3 separate regions of the Homo sapiens genome follow, and all the other regions are linked to region 1. Evidence: chromatin contacts called from ENCODE Hi-C or POLR2A ChIA-PET data. All regions are on one chromosome and are shown on one strand. The core of a region is the stretch at or near the end of the contact, and the rest is flanking DNA. Distances in the headings are between cores, read along the strand shown. Region 1 overlaps PDE4B (phosphodiesterase 4B). Region 2 overlaps PDE4B (phosphodiesterase 4B). Region 3 has its middle 100 kb from the start of PDE4B.

Evidence for each region. A loop is a pair of places that touch in the nucleus more often than their neighbours do. ChIA-PET counts read pairs that join two places held with the same protein, here RNA polymerase II (POLR2A). Pooled maps may share reads with other maps.
Region 2: a map with no recorded cell type shows a loop between it and region 1 (3-fold over the local background). The contact joins two enhancer-like sites. A Hi-C loop is called at or near these places in 1 of 168 maps with a recorded cell type or tissue (GM12878), 3 of 37 single-sample maps with no recorded cell type and 7 of 50 pooled maps.
Region 3: a loop to region 1 is called in a map of dorsolateral prefrontal cortex, with 4 times the contacts of the local background. The contact joins two enhancer-like sites. A Hi-C loop is called at or near these places in 7 of 168 maps with a recorded cell type or tissue (IMR-90, PC-9, dorsolateral prefrontal cortex and 2 more), 6 of 37 single-sample maps with no recorded cell type and 8 of 50 pooled maps. POLR2A ChIA-PET finds 5 or more read pairs at or near these places in 1 of 52 experiments (PC-9).

Annotation. Positions count from the first base shown.
Region 1 is chr1:65,946,538-65,951,402 of GRCh38, reverse strand. The region is part of intron 3 of PDE4B (phosphodiesterase 4B); the gene reads right to left. Among named protein-coding and RNA genes, the nearest start is that of PDE4B-AS1, 100 kb to the left of the region's middle. Within about 2 kb of position 2,327, at least 3 of the 41 ENCODE cell types and tissues checked have a DNase peak (open chromatin) inside an H3K27ac peak, as active enhancers do; they include dorsolateral prefrontal cortex, where a contact is called at or near this core.
Region 2 is chr1:66,334,746-66,339,610 of GRCh38, reverse strand. The region is part of intron 8 of PDE4B (phosphodiesterase 4B); the gene reads right to left. Among named protein-coding and RNA genes, the nearest start is that of SGIP1, 200 kb to the left of the region's middle. RefSeq lists enhancers at 2,516-2,565, 2,626-2,675. Within about 2 kb of position 2,875, at least 32 of the 41 ENCODE cell types and tissues checked have a DNase peak (open chromatin) inside an H3K27ac peak, as active enhancers do.
Region 3 is chr1:65,689,765-65,694,629 of GRCh38, reverse strand. No RefSeq gene overlaps it. Among named protein-coding and RNA genes, the nearest start is that of PDE4B, 100 kb to the left of the region's middle. Within about 2 kb of position 2,894, at least 4 of the 41 ENCODE cell types and tissues checked have a DNase peak (open chromatin) inside an H3K27ac peak, as active enhancers do; they include dorsolateral prefrontal cortex, where a contact is called at or near this core.

The DNA.
Region 1 (4,865 bases), core at 1,078-3,577:
AAATCTTATTCTTGGCCACTTCTACATTACTTTTGTATCATCCCTTCTCTTGTCCCTTTCTCTCATCCCCTTTTCAGAAATAACGTGTATTAGTATAAAGAAATTTTCACTGGCACATGGAAAGGAAAAAGGTTAAGCCTTTCTCATGCTAGATCACACAATTCTGAATGTGACAACGTATCTGAAAGGAGATGTTCTCATAATCCCTCACTGCAACCATTATATGCAAGAACAAAGGTAAGGAGAGAGAAAAGTAAAGTTAACTCAGTAGGGAATAACATTTTTGATGTGGAGACTTGAAGAGTTGACAGCAGACCAGGAAGAGAGATGCTATTTGCGTGACGGTCCCTTGTTAAACATAGTGAATGGGCATTTGGGATTGAGTATAATTCCACTAAAAAGGAGGAAAGATAAACACAACCTTCTTATCCAAGACTATAGAAGATTTCCAGACGGTTTAAAGAAATGTATTTCTTACCTAGGACACAGAAAAACTTCATGCTGATCATTATAGTTCCTAATAGCTCTGTAATATTGTGGTGAATGTGGCTGGTGTTTGCCCACATTCCCTTTTCTGGTTGTACCATCTCCCATTTGCTGTGACTTTTGGAGATAACAACAAACAGCTCACCCCTATTCCAGAGAATCGCCCTGAACCAGATGGAAGCCACTTTGCCTGGGTGGATACACCACTTTCCCTCCCTTCTCCAGGGTTGACTCAGCCAATGACCTCCTGGCATGGGATACACAAGGCCAGCCTCTTTTTCTCTATGTACGACTAGTTCTGTTGTGTAATTTGTGCTCCAGTGTCCTGTAGGATCAGACTGAAGCTAGTCCCTCCTGAGACCACATTCTTGCTTGGCGTTTTCCCCATCCTATTCTGCTTCCCTCACTCCCCTATTGAGCACATCCCCAATAAGTGACTTAAACAAGGATCCCTAACCTGAATGGAACCCAATCTATGACCACTGATACAAGAAGCACTTCTAAGAGACAGACTGTAAAGATGGGGATCCTGGAGTTGGATCATTTTCCAGCTGGATGATAATGAGAACCCTATTGCTGGTGATAGGTGGAATGTTGATAGTCCTTGGAATGCTGGTGCATTTTACTGGCTTTCACCTATGCTGTCCTGTGATGGGATACAGGTGGAAGCGGTGCAATAGCTGCGACAATACTCTGGGTGTTTTAGAGATATGAAGAAATAACAACTATAAGAATGTGGAATTGGTTGGCTACTGCTCAGCACCAGTGATTGAAGAGAGAAAATGACAGGTTCAAGTCTATTAATCAACAAAGTAAATTAGCAAAGTGAGAGTAACAGGAACTCCTAGGCACTATTTAAATAAAACTTCCACTTCTGCACCTGGATGGCAGCCACGGTTGAAGAACAAGAGAAAACAAAATTAATTGTTAGCAGTGCATCAGAGAAAGCTGGATCTCAGTCTAGGCAGGTCTCTTACACAAACTTAGAGCCCTGAAGGGAGTGGGGCCCTGATGCTTGGATGGGGATATCTGTATCGACACAGTTAAGAATCTCAAATCTTGGGTTATCCTGAGTCCTATGCACCTGAAAATGTGACCAATTATCTCTTATTGGAAGACAGAGCTACACACACACACACACGTTTGAAGTTATACAAAGGTATCAAGTGAGGCAGGTATCTTAGATAACATTTCTTTACCTTCTCAGGACTTGCTCCACTTCCTCTCTTGGTTCATAATTAGAGTAAAATCTCAGCATAACCTGATCAAAAGTGTTGGGACAGGTAAAGCAGAAAAGAAATTATATGCCTAAAAACATCAAGACATGGATAACATGTTACCATCAGGAACTGGAAGTGGTTCCTCAGGGGGTTAAATCAAGAGAAGATAGGCTATACAGCTGTGTTAGGGAGTGTTTTGCAATATAGTGGCACTTTCCAGTGACACAGGATTTAATGCCCTGGCAAGAGCCCCAGTGATTGCTGTAATCAGCTGATACAATTAACTTTGAAAGCCTGAGAAAAGGAAAGGCCTACAGTAAACAAAATAGAGATGCCAGAATTGCTGTAGCAAATGATGGAGGAAGGGCTTAAAAGGCTCACAGAAGCAACATGCAAGCAATGGGTCCGTTCTATGAGACAGAAAACCCTGTACCGACCATATTCCTTAGGGAGGCCCATAAGACATGCCCAAGGCAATAAGGTCAGAAGGACCCCTGGGAATAATGATGTGAGATATTGTTATGGTAGTGGGTTCCCTAATAGCAATGGAGATGATAGGATCTGAGAAGAGCAGAGGCTAGGTGGCAGCATGTACCCAATAGAAGAGCGGTGGACAGAAGGCTATAATCCACAGCAAGTTCAGAATGAGTCAGCAAGGCATGACCCACAGAATTTATGGAAAGGGCTCATAGAACATTTTGTCCCTAGGGGCAAGATAGATAGGCAGCCAATAAGGGTATTTGAATATGAATATTCAAAAGAGATACGTGACGGCAGAGTAGAAGTTTGAGGTCAGCTATGCTCAGTGAAAAGCCTTATTTCCATGCTCAGCTTTTAGGCCTGAGCCAGTTCTGTGACCCAAAACACATCAACTGAAAAACAAGAAAGATGTTGCAACACCATCGATCAATCCGTAAATTACTCAGATATTTCCAAACACGTGAATACAGATTGATGCTGATAGCCAAAGATCCCAAACACCATCATTGCCTGTGATAGTTAATACTGAGTCCAACTTGATCGGATTGAAGGATACAAAGTATTGACCCTGGGTGTGTCTGTGAGGGTGTTGCCAAAGGAATTAACATTTGAGTCAGTGGGCTGGGAAAGGCTGACCCAATCTTAATTGGATGGGCACCATCTAATCAGCTGCCAGTGAATATAAAACAGACAGAAAAACGTGAAAAGGAGAGACTGGTCTAGCCTCTCAGCCTCTATCTTTCTCCCATGCTGGATACTTCCTGCCCTTGAACATCAGACTCCAAGTTCTTCAGTTTTGAGACTCAGACTGGCTATCCTTGCTCCTCAAGCTTGCAGGCATCCTATTGTGGGACCTTGTGATCATGTAAGTTAATACATAATAAGCTCTCATATATATAATATATATATGATTCTAGAGAACCCTGACTAATACATTACCCTCCTGCTAAGAGTAGAGGTATATGGAAGTCAACTAGCAACCGGAGTCCAAACCATGTCTGTCTCACAATGGGTACGGGTGGGCCTTTGCACAATTTCCAAATGTACAATTGGGATGGGCATACTTAGCAGTTGGCAGAACCCTTTGTTCATTGAATTGTAAAGTTATAGCTGTTGTTGTAGCAAAGGCCCAGAGAATGATCCTGGATATGCCAGTAAGACACTTCCACGAGGATAATGAATTTATAAATATATATGATTATATATATTTATGTATATGTATGCATATATTATATATAGTATATATATTTATGTATATGTATTCATATATATTATATATAGTATATATATTGCATCTGTATTAGTTTCCTATGGCTGCTATAACAAAGTACACAAACTAAGTGGCTTTAAACAACAGAAGTTTATTTCACAGTTCTGGAGGCTAGAAATCTAAAAATAAGGTGTCAGCAGGTCTATGCTCCCTCCAAAGTCTTAGAAGGAGGATTCTTCCTCATCTCTTCCATCTTCTGGTAGCCCCCAGGCAATCCATCACTTGTGGCAGCATAACTCCAATCTCTGCCTCCAGATTTACATAACTGTCTTCCCTCTGTGTCTATAGCTGTGTCTAAATTTCCCTTTTCTGATAAAGATACCAGTCATACTGGGAAAGGGTCCACCCTATTCCAGTATGACCTCATCTTAACTAATAATATCTGCATCCACCCTATTTCTAAACAAGGTCACATTCATAGATACCAGGGGATAGGACTTCAATATATCCTTTGGGGATATAATTCAACCCATAACAGCATCTCAAGGAAATGGCAAAAATTAGTGCCACCCTCCAAGTCTTCAAGGAGACAGGAATGGTGGTCCCTAATGGGGTCCTATTTAATACACGAGCCGAGCCTGGCCTTGCAAAAACTGTGGACCACCTGTTAACCAAGAGTCACCAAGCACACCAAAAGTATGTCGCCACTGAACTGGCAAATGTTTTCTTTTTCATTTTTATCAGAAAGAAGGATCGGAAGAAGTTCTCATTCACATAAACAGATAATAGTGTATATCCACAGTCTTGCCCCAGGGCTGTGTTAATTCTCCTGCTCTTTGTCATAACATTGTCAGCACAGCCTTGAGTCATCTGGACATTCTGCAGAACATCACACTGGTCCACTATATTGAGGATGTCATGTTAACCGTGCCTGATGTGCAAAAAGTGGCAAGTATTCTGGATGCTTTGGAAAGAAACGTGTGTTCTAGAGGAAGATTCAAGAGGCTGCCCCATAGGTAAACATCTTAGGGTCCGAGTGTTCTGAGCATCCTGGGATATGTATTCCAAAGTAAAGGGCAAATTACTATCTTGCCTCCTAGCTTTGAAAGAGAATCACAATGTTCAGCAGACCTCTTTGATGTTGAGGTGCAACATATAATACACTTGAGACTACTGTTATGATCTATTTGCCAAACGATGCAAAGAGGTGTAACTTTTGAGAGGAGCCCCAGGCAACAAATGGGTCTGCATAAGGTCCAGGACTCTTGCTTGCACCACATCACCTATAGTACTGGAATTAATTGTAGTAGCAAAATGTGTTTTATACAGTGCACACTTCTAGGGTTCCAGGGCAAGGCTATGACATCTACAGTACAGGACTATGAACTATTGATAAACAATTCCTGGCATACCATTGGGCCCCAGTAGAAAATGAGTAACAAACCATGGAAACTCAAATGACATCAAGT
Region 2 (4,865 bases), core at 1,626-4,125, 390 kb before region 1:
TCTTATCAGGTAGCCAGAGGTAAAACAATCAAAGGCAATGTCCTCTTCATTTCTGTTTGTTTTTTAGAGACTTGCTCACTTGAGGACTTTCAAGTGAGTTAGGCAGAAAGATTGGGCCAAATGGATTACCATTGAGTAAAGAAATGGTTCTGTTAAAACCAATGAAGAACTATTTGAATAAAACAAAACAGATTACAAATCAAACTTACTACAAAGCACCAAATAACTTTCAAACTCTTTGATTTGCTAAGTTTTGAGAAGACTAGAACTTGGAATACTGAATTGCACTAATACTAATACTCACTAATACAACTCCATTTTGTCATAGAAAGAGTAACTGAAACAATGACAAAGAATAAATAGCTTAATCTTCTCTTTCATCTTTATTTGAAGACAATGCCCAAGGAAAACAGTGGACATGTTACTTCCAAAAATTTCCCTTACATATTACTGAAGCATTAATTCTCTGTTTTATGGTCATGTTCCATGCCTTGGAAAGGTTGTGGCATATAATGAAATTGCCCAAATCATTTGAATGATCATATAAATTAAAAAATAAGAATAACTTATCTCTTTTTTTTTTTTTTTTTTTGAGACGGAGTCTCGCTCTGTCGCCCAGGCTGGAGTGCAGTGGCGGGATCTCGGCTCACTGCAAGCTCCGCCTCCCGGGTTCACGCCATTCTCCTGCCTCAGCCTCCCAAGTAGCTGGGACTACAGGCGCCCGCCACTACGCCCGGCTAATTTTTTTGTATTTTTAGTAGAGACGGGGTTTCACCGTTTTAGCCGGGATGGTCTCGATATCCTGACCTTGTGATCCGCCCGCCTCGGCCTCCCAAAGTGCTGGGATTACAGGCGTGAGCCACCGCGCCCGGCCAAGAATAGCTTATCTCTATTTCCCTTTTTATTTTGAGAAGCAGGGAAAAAGGGAATTTGGGGTTAGTCTACAGTGCTTTGAACAGACCTTTACTATCTTATCTTAGGCTATGTTGGAGAATTTTAAGAAACAGATAGTGAAGTGAGCAAATTGATCTGAAATAGGCAATGGATTAGTTTAATACTATTATTTGCATTTTTATGAGCACTTTATAACCATTTTCTATAATTGCGATTGCTCTTTCCCCTTACACTGCTTCCCAGGCAAGAAGACTGAGCTTAGGGCAATTAATGGCCATCCTAGAGGCTGTGAGTATGGTAGCTACAGAATATAAATTTGAACTAGGCCTCACTAATAATGCTTGCCACAGTTGAAAGAACAAGATCACCCACCAACCAATCCAAAATCCCCTTAGAAGAATTATTAAATAACTCTAAACTTTTTTCTTTCTTTATATGCCTCATTGGGATCATTGATGGTAAGTCAGATGGACTGGATATGAATCCTGGCTCTATGATTTACCTTAAGCAAGTTATTTCAACTTTGTATGCCTCACTTTACTCATCTGTAAAGCAGGAATAATAACAGTACCTATTTCAAAGTGTTACTGTGAATATTGATTACAGAATGAGGTAAAGAGCTTAGCACAATGTTTGCATACACCTGTAAAGGTAGTTCTGTTGTTTACTAATATTATTCAATCAATAAACTGAAGAGCTGGGTCTTTTCCAATTATTTTGTTTTATAGAAGAGAATATGGAAAGATTCCAAATAGTTTTATTGTCTATATTACTATACCTAAGTAAAGGCAGGGCTAGAACTCAAACTCATGGCTTATTCCTAGGCTCTTTTCACTTTATTTTGCTCCCTCCATAATTTAGTCTATATAAATCTGAGCAGTAAAGAGAGAAAAGTTGAACCAAAAAAATGTGTGAGTGCCCACCTGGCTACCAGAACTGATTTTAATTCTATTCTGCCCTCTAATCCAGGGTCACCTCTAACATGTGTGGGGCCACACACTGTAAGTCTAAATATACAAAGATATACATTGAGCTATCTCCTTTACCTTGACAGATATCCCTCCATAACAGCCTGGAAGGTCAGGTTGAATTTAGAATTCTTGAACTCCTTGGATATGGGTTGGCCCTCCTCTTTCCCCATGTCCTTCCATCTCCAGGGACCTGTGAGCAGCCGTCGTGAGCCCTGGACCGCAGCCTGCTTACCCAAGTTCCTCCTACACAAGTCTCTTCACACCTCTCATTGCTGCCTCTTGGTTAAACTCCTTAGGCCTAAGGGTGTGTATGCCTGCAGCACATCCCAGGAAGAGGCTTGTGTGGCCGGGAAGTGGGTTCAAAGCCATTTGGACAGAGAATGTGGGGGTCCAGCAGATGCAAAATGTAGTTTAGAGAGGGGAGCAAAGCTGCTCCCTTGGCCCGGCCAACTCCTTACTTCCTTGGGTGGAGGGCAGCAGAAGGAAGGCCAGGCTAAGGCCCTCTGATTACAGCACAGGGCCCAGCAAATGGATGCATCTTATGCTAAGGGCGGCACTGCTGTAATCATATCATTACATTTTAGGCAAAAGTGGCATGAATATTCCTTTCAAGGACTGAGCGCCTGTCTACCCTCTCTCTTACAGAGTTCTAAGATGAATCCATTGGCCAGTAAGATCTATTTCCTGTCAGTTCTGCAGGAGCTGGCATTTTCCATAGTTATTGATTATTTAGTTAAATACAAAATGGTTCACCCCTCATTAGGGCAATCAGCCTGTCATGATCACCATCCAGTGTCATGCAGCCTAATTCCCAGCTGGCTCGGGGCCTGGTAGAATAGTGTGACTTTATCCTGCAAACCCAAGAGCACTGGCAATTAGTTGCCTTTGTGCTCCATGTTTAGTACTGTAGTATGGCTGCACCTGAAGAACTGGAAAAATAAGCCTGCATAGCCAGGAGGACTCACTTCCTCATGATGGTTATCTGTAGCCGACTTCACAATGCCTTAAGAGAAGAAGGACCATCTATCTTCCATTTCTATCTTAGCAAACATTTACTCAAGTGCTAAGTCCTAATGCTTCATTCTAAAAAAAAAGTACTAATACACAGGGCCACTCTTCAACAACAGAATATCCATTTTCACCCAGCAGCACCCAACCTTTGTTCTGCATATAAAACAGCCCCAGAGCCAAACCAATGGAGAATGAAAAGGACAGTGGAGGGCGTTTGTGGGGGAAGTGAAGACAGTGACTAGTTGCTTGAATATAGCTTTTCTGAATACCACAGTATGTTCATCTTTTGAAAAACATTTAGCATTCTGGGTAAGAATGACCCTTTTGACGTTTTTCACCTGAAAATTCTAGGTGAAAGACTAGGTTTCTCAGTACAATGAGGGAAGGAACACCTCCCCATTCCCCGCCAGTCACAATTACGCCTCCCTGGGATTGTTCTGGGTTGGTCCTTCCTCAGCCACTGTTGTTGCAACCCTGTACTTTACTGACTGCGTCTGTCAGGAAGGAGACAGGAAATTGTAGTCACCCTCACAGCAGCTGCGCCATTCCTCCTATCCTCCTCTAATGACGTTGGTTGGCTTTGGTGACACGAGGTCAGGAACTGAGCCACAGTGAAGGTCAGGAAGATAGGTCACTGTTTATGCCGTTGTTGGGCTGGGGACCCTGCTGAGGCTATTTGCTTTCTTCCTTTCTATACTGTTTCTCTTTCCGTTCCTCTTTTTATAATGGAGAGCCAAAGCATCCTGTTTTCAAAACATCTGACTGTTTTGCCACTGAGGAACTCATGCTCTGATGCATTTTGCTGAAGTGTAAGACAATTCTTCTAATTCAGGAGGTGATGAAAATTGAAACACAAAATTAATGAACAATTCTAAGAAGGCAATCTGTTGTTAAGCAAAACGGCTAGCTCTAACATGTCTAATCGAATTTGGGCAGCTGGCAGGAGGTTCACTAGCCATCCTTTTCATCTTAAATAACAATACCATTGCCTTGTAAAACTTCTGCTGAACTTATTCCATCTTCTAGTAATTCTTGGAGGAAAATAATTTACAAGACTAACCTACCTGGCAGCACCATTCTCTAAAATTCTGGAATTCCATCTGGACTGTGGCCAGCATTAAGGGATCAGAGAAATTTGGGCCAAACAGAGGACGATGTTTCTTAGCTAACTCTCTAGGCTATGAAGTACATTTGAGAAAGTCTTTTAGGAGATTTGAATCACTCAGTTTTCTTCAAAATTTAAAGGATTAAGGAAAACAAACAAACTAAAAAAGCACAACCCTACCTAGATGAAGTAAAGATGAAAGATGCTTGCTTTTCCTCCACCAAACACAGTTAACTCTCTACCAGTTGCATGTAGACTGCACTTATGTAATTCCCAAATACCCCTCAGCATAACACAATTTCACCTATCGCTGTTCTTAAGATCAGACATTGCAAACAAAACTTAGTGGCCACGTAGCTGAAACAGAACTAGGAACACAGAGTTTTTGCAAAAATGTAGTGGATACCACTGATAAGTACACTCCCTCTATAACATTTCTTCACATCACTTCCAGATCTGCAACTCAGAGATTTACACTGGCTCCTTAGTTGATAAGGGTAAGCAAAATATGGCCAAATAAGACTACATAGTAAAGGGAGTGATGATCATGATAAAGTTTTAAGATGTCAACTTGGATGGAAATCTCAGATAATTTCAGCAACATTGAAAACTGAATATGGAATATAGTTTTTTTTTGCCATGGATAATTCAGTTCCCAAAGAACTGGTGTAGATCAATTTCTTTCTGGTGGCCACAAAAATGTTTGCATTGCATTATCTCGAACTCCTGGGCTCAAGCAATCCCAAAGTGCTGCCTCGACCTCCCAAAGTGCTGGGATTACAGGCGTGAGCCACCACTCCCTGGCCTCATTGCCTTATATCATATGTGTCATGGTGCATGTTATGCTCAAGCTTAACCTGAGACAATTATCTGAATAATCAATA
Region 3 (4,865 bases), core at 1,645-4,144, 260 kb after region 1:
CTATGAGAAAGAGGACCTCCACCCAGCAGAACTTAAAGTTGTGAGGACCACCTAAGCATCCCACTATAGAAAGAGTAAATTCCCCAGCTGAGTCACTGAAAGTAAAGAGGTGACACTTACTTCCATCTCGTTTCCTGGATCCATATATTCTAGCTATTGAGAGCACACCATCATATATTAGCCACTGATCTGTTTAACACATGCTGGACATCCCCGGATGGTGCTATCCCAGTGCTAATGCTTTATTTAGTCTAGCCTTCCCAAGCTCATGCCAGTGCTACTTGGGCACCCACTTCTGGGTACTAGAGTAAATAGTATAATCATTGAATCCTGTGGTCATGTGCCCATTGTTGCACTTCCTTTTCAAGCCTAAAAAAATGTTGTATTAGATATCATACAGCAGGTTATGACTTCCACAAGCTGCCAGAGCATGTTGCTGGCACAGATACTGCAGACAGCAAAGTCACACCATTCTTGCAGTAGGTATGAACTCCTGTGAAGACAAATTACTCATCACTCCACATGAAAAAGTGTCCAAAAAGTGTCCAAAGTGAACACTCCACCTGCTGGCTAATGGGTCCAGGTTGGTAAATTCTGTAAACAGAATTTGAAGGACTGGCTATATAGTTTGAGAGGCCCTGTGCAAAATGAAAAGGGGTGTGTGTGTGTGTGTGTGTGTGTGTGTGTGTGTGTGTGAGTGTGTGTGTGTACAACTCCACCACACACACAAGCCTTTTCATTTTGCACAGGGCCTCTCAAACTACATAGCAATGAAAAGTTGTGGGGAGGGTTGTTACACACACACCCCTTTTCATTTTGCACAGGGCCTCTCAAACTATATAGCCAGTCCTATGGCTGGTCTCCCTCAGAATTGGAAATAGGTCAACCCTGGAGAGAAAAAATCCATGCAGTTGGCCCCAAGAATATCTATTCCTGCCATGGCCCAGATGTTCATGGACCCATTGCTCAAGCACTGACATGGCTAAGGATTGAAGCTGACTTGACATCTACAGGATGAGTCTTTTCATCCACCTGCTAGTTGAGAGCCACCTCAGGTACATATTAATACTGTGGATGGGAATTCAGTTATACCTTTGTGTCAATATAAGCTCTCTACATGCAAACTCACCTTTCTTTCCTGGGGAACTTTGCTGCCAGGGAATATATCAGCTAAGACTGTCAATTCATCGAAGTGTTAATGACCACAAAACTCAAAAAGGAAGAGGTCAAATATGTTCCCTTTGTTCCCAAGAAACTTAAAGACTTCTATTGACTTCTTCGCTGGAGATAAGTCATGTGCTTTCCAAGAGGTAGCCACAGCCAAGTTTCAAATAAACCCTATTATGCCTTCCTTCAATGGGTACAATCTTGACTGACATTTACATAAGTAAGAGAGACAAGTGACCCCTCCCAGAGCAATCTCTGTTCCTAACGGTGCCTTCCATCTGTACCCCTGGAGATATTAGAACTGGAAACCTTTAAATGGCGTCTTTTCTTGCATAAAATAAAGAGCCCTCAGCTAGAAGCATCCCGTTACAAGATCACCAAGGTATGATAAGCCATGCTATAGAGTGTATTTCATTCCAAGAGGAGAATCAGAACTGAACAGTTTTAAGTAGAGGAGAGACTTTGATTAGATTTTTATTTGGGGGAAAATAACTGCTGTGTGGAAGTTGATGTTTAGAACAGCATCATTGGAAGGTAAGATGCCTTTGAGGAAGCTGTTGGAAATTATAGTGGGCCAGACTAGAGTTGTGACAGTAATGATAGAAATACGTAAATTGAATGAAGAGATTTAATCTAGTGGACTTATTTGTATATGGGACATGAGGGAGAAGCAGGGGTCAACACGGACACCCAGCTTTTCAAGTTCGACAAGGATGAATGCTAGAGTTAGCCACTTACACTAGGAACACAGAGGGAGAGAAGGGTTGGTGGGAAACACAGATGATTATCAACTTTTTGGGATGCCTTGGGTATGATGCAGATCTGGATTGAAACCGGGTCTCCCTCCATCACAGTCCAGGCCCTCTAATGCAACATAGGGAGCACTCCCATGGAGATGTCCAGAGGACAGCTGGATGAATGGGCCTGGGACTGAGGAGAACTGTCTGGCTGAGACATGAATCTGTGCATCATCAGAAAATGGATAACACCTAAAGCTATGGAAACGGAGGAGCTCTTCCAGGGAAATTGCGTAGATTGGAGAAATAAAAAGGCATGTATCTGGCCCCAGGAAACACCAGAATAAAGGCGGATGAGTCTCCATAGGAGGCTAAGAAAGAGTAGCCTGAGAGGTATGGAGACCATGAGAGTCTTACTTCAGAGAAACCAAGATGACATAAGATTTAAAGGAAGAAAGCGTTGTCAACAGAGTCAAATGCTGCCAAATGAAGAAATAAGAACTGCAGCAAGGAGCCACTTTTCAGTTTAAATGCCTTCAAAGACTCGTGTTTCTTTATTGAGCAATATTCATGAGCATGATATCTGGGTCAGAGTTCACTCAGGGATACAGAACACATTATGTTTGTTAAAGAGAAGGCATTTGGTGCAAGGAATGGGTCACACGAGTGCTGGAAGGCTGGAAGAACAAGAGGGCCCACTGCAATGGCCTAGAGAACAAGAACTGCAGGAAGCAACTGCAACTCCTAGGAGTGAGGAATCCAAAAGGGAGAGATGGTGTTTCCAGAATGAAGAGCTGGGGAGAAGTTCCAGGGGCCTGGAGCTCAGACTTCTTGGAGGAAGCTCTGGAAAGCTGGTGCTCAGACCACTGAGGAAGAAGAATCCAGCCAGGGCTTGGATTACGAAGGGATTTTAAAGCCCATCTGGTGAAGGACAATAGCATGGCCTGTTCACTGACTGCCAAAGAAGGGCGACCCAGCTGCTGCTGGCAACTTAGGGACATGGAGAGGCTGGAGCCAACTGTCTGTGGCTCTAGAGAAACAAGGACAGGAATAGAAAAACAGGAAGTCCATTTCCCCCTTCTCTCACTTCTCAGCCACTTTCTAGTGCCTCACATTGGCAAAACCTAAGGAAAGCAGCTAGCAAAGGAGTTCAGGAAATGCGATTTGCAAAGTCCCAGGCCCAGTTGCCGAGAGATAACAGATTTTTAAGTGCCAGCATGTAAGACCCTATCCAATCTGCCCCATAAAACAAAGTAGCTTGAGCCATGAAATTCAGCATTACTATCCACCAGACATAAAAACATGAGCAAGTTACATGCATCTAAGCTGCTATTTCCTCTCCTATGAAACAAGAATTCAATAGTACATGTCTTCTATTGCACAACATACTCGATCCTGAAAAATCTCACATTCTACAAAATCACACTAAAAATAAAGGACTAAAGGGAAAAAAATGAAATTGAGCATATCTCTCAAAAGCTGTGAAACTTTGCAACCAGACAGAAAAACAATAGCTGGAATCTCTGGAGATAACTTGGACGATCCAGGCAGGCTGCTCAGCACAGTTGAAGGCTGCTCAGCACAGTTGAAGGCTGCTCAGCACAGTTGAAGGCTGCTCAGCACAGTTGAAGGCTGCTTCAGGGGCTATCAAAAAAGCTCAGAGTTATAGAGAGGAGATGGTATCATGTAGGCACTAAGAAAATGCAGATAGAAGTGGAGCTCTGAACCAGAGGGGCTGCAGTGAATGTAGACAGAGGGGGACATGGACCTGCCGAGAGCCAGGATCTTGCGTAAAGCTGGCTTCTCTAGAGAGGGAGCCCCATGGCAGACTCTCATTTTTAGTTTTCTTAAAATAGAGCAGTAAGGGCCCTGAGTCTAAGCCACAGTTGAGCTGAGGGCTTTCTTATTTCCTGCTGAACGTTCTGATTTTATTCCTGCTTTTCTAATTCCCCTAGCCTTGCGGGGTGGGGTGGGGAGACTATCTGAACCAACCCAACTTCATTATACTGAAATCATTCCCTTATTTTCCAATCAAGTATAAGCTAACTGTTGTTACAGAAGCATACATTGTAGCAGAACAAACCTTACCCATATTAGTGTTTCCTGAGAAGTAAACATGAAAACCCATGAAAAGTGCTAAGCAGAATACAAGGAAGAAATTTATGTTTGTGCTGTTGTTCTTATGCCCCCTGCATCTTCTTCCACTGCTTCCTCACATGCAGCCTAAACTATGTGAAGTAGCACCTGGCATGTATTCTTGCAATTTCATGCAACTGCTTGGTTGCCTCTCCTAAAATGTCTACCAGTCTCCTAGCCTCGATTTCTACCCTCAAGGTGTCTGGTTAATTCCTATTCCTTCTCTGCCTTAGCCTAAAGAAGCCTCTGACCCTCTCTGTCCTAGACTCCTAGAGAGCCTTCGTCATCCCTCTACAGCACTTACACCACTGCTGACTGTGTCTCCAACAGGAGGTGGGGCTACTGGAGCGCAAGCACTGCATCCGATTCTCATGTCTATAGCCTCAGTGTCAACTACAGTGCCTGGAACCACCAAGTTTGGCTGTTGACAACGTTATCCCACAGGGAATAGTCAATGATAACCTGGGATTAGACTGCAGAAGGGTTTATACACCTACTTTTAGAATTCAAGTATTATTTGGTCAATACCAGAGAACTCGCAAATGTTTTTAAAAAGGCAGTCAAAACTGGCCCTCGGATGAATGAATGCAGCATCTCTAGGTCAGATGGACTGGATGAGGGCAGACTGGGGGTGTGAAACCTCAGAAGGCTCATGCTGTGAGCAGAGCAGAGGTGATGGGGGTAAAACAGGGAGCCCATAGAGGGAAGGAGGGGAGAAGGGAGGGCCTCAGATGGAAGCTTCAGAACTTGGCAATTGATAAGATGGGGAGAAGACTCCACAGCAACTCTCATATTTTATGCTTAGGATTCTGGAAGAATATTCAC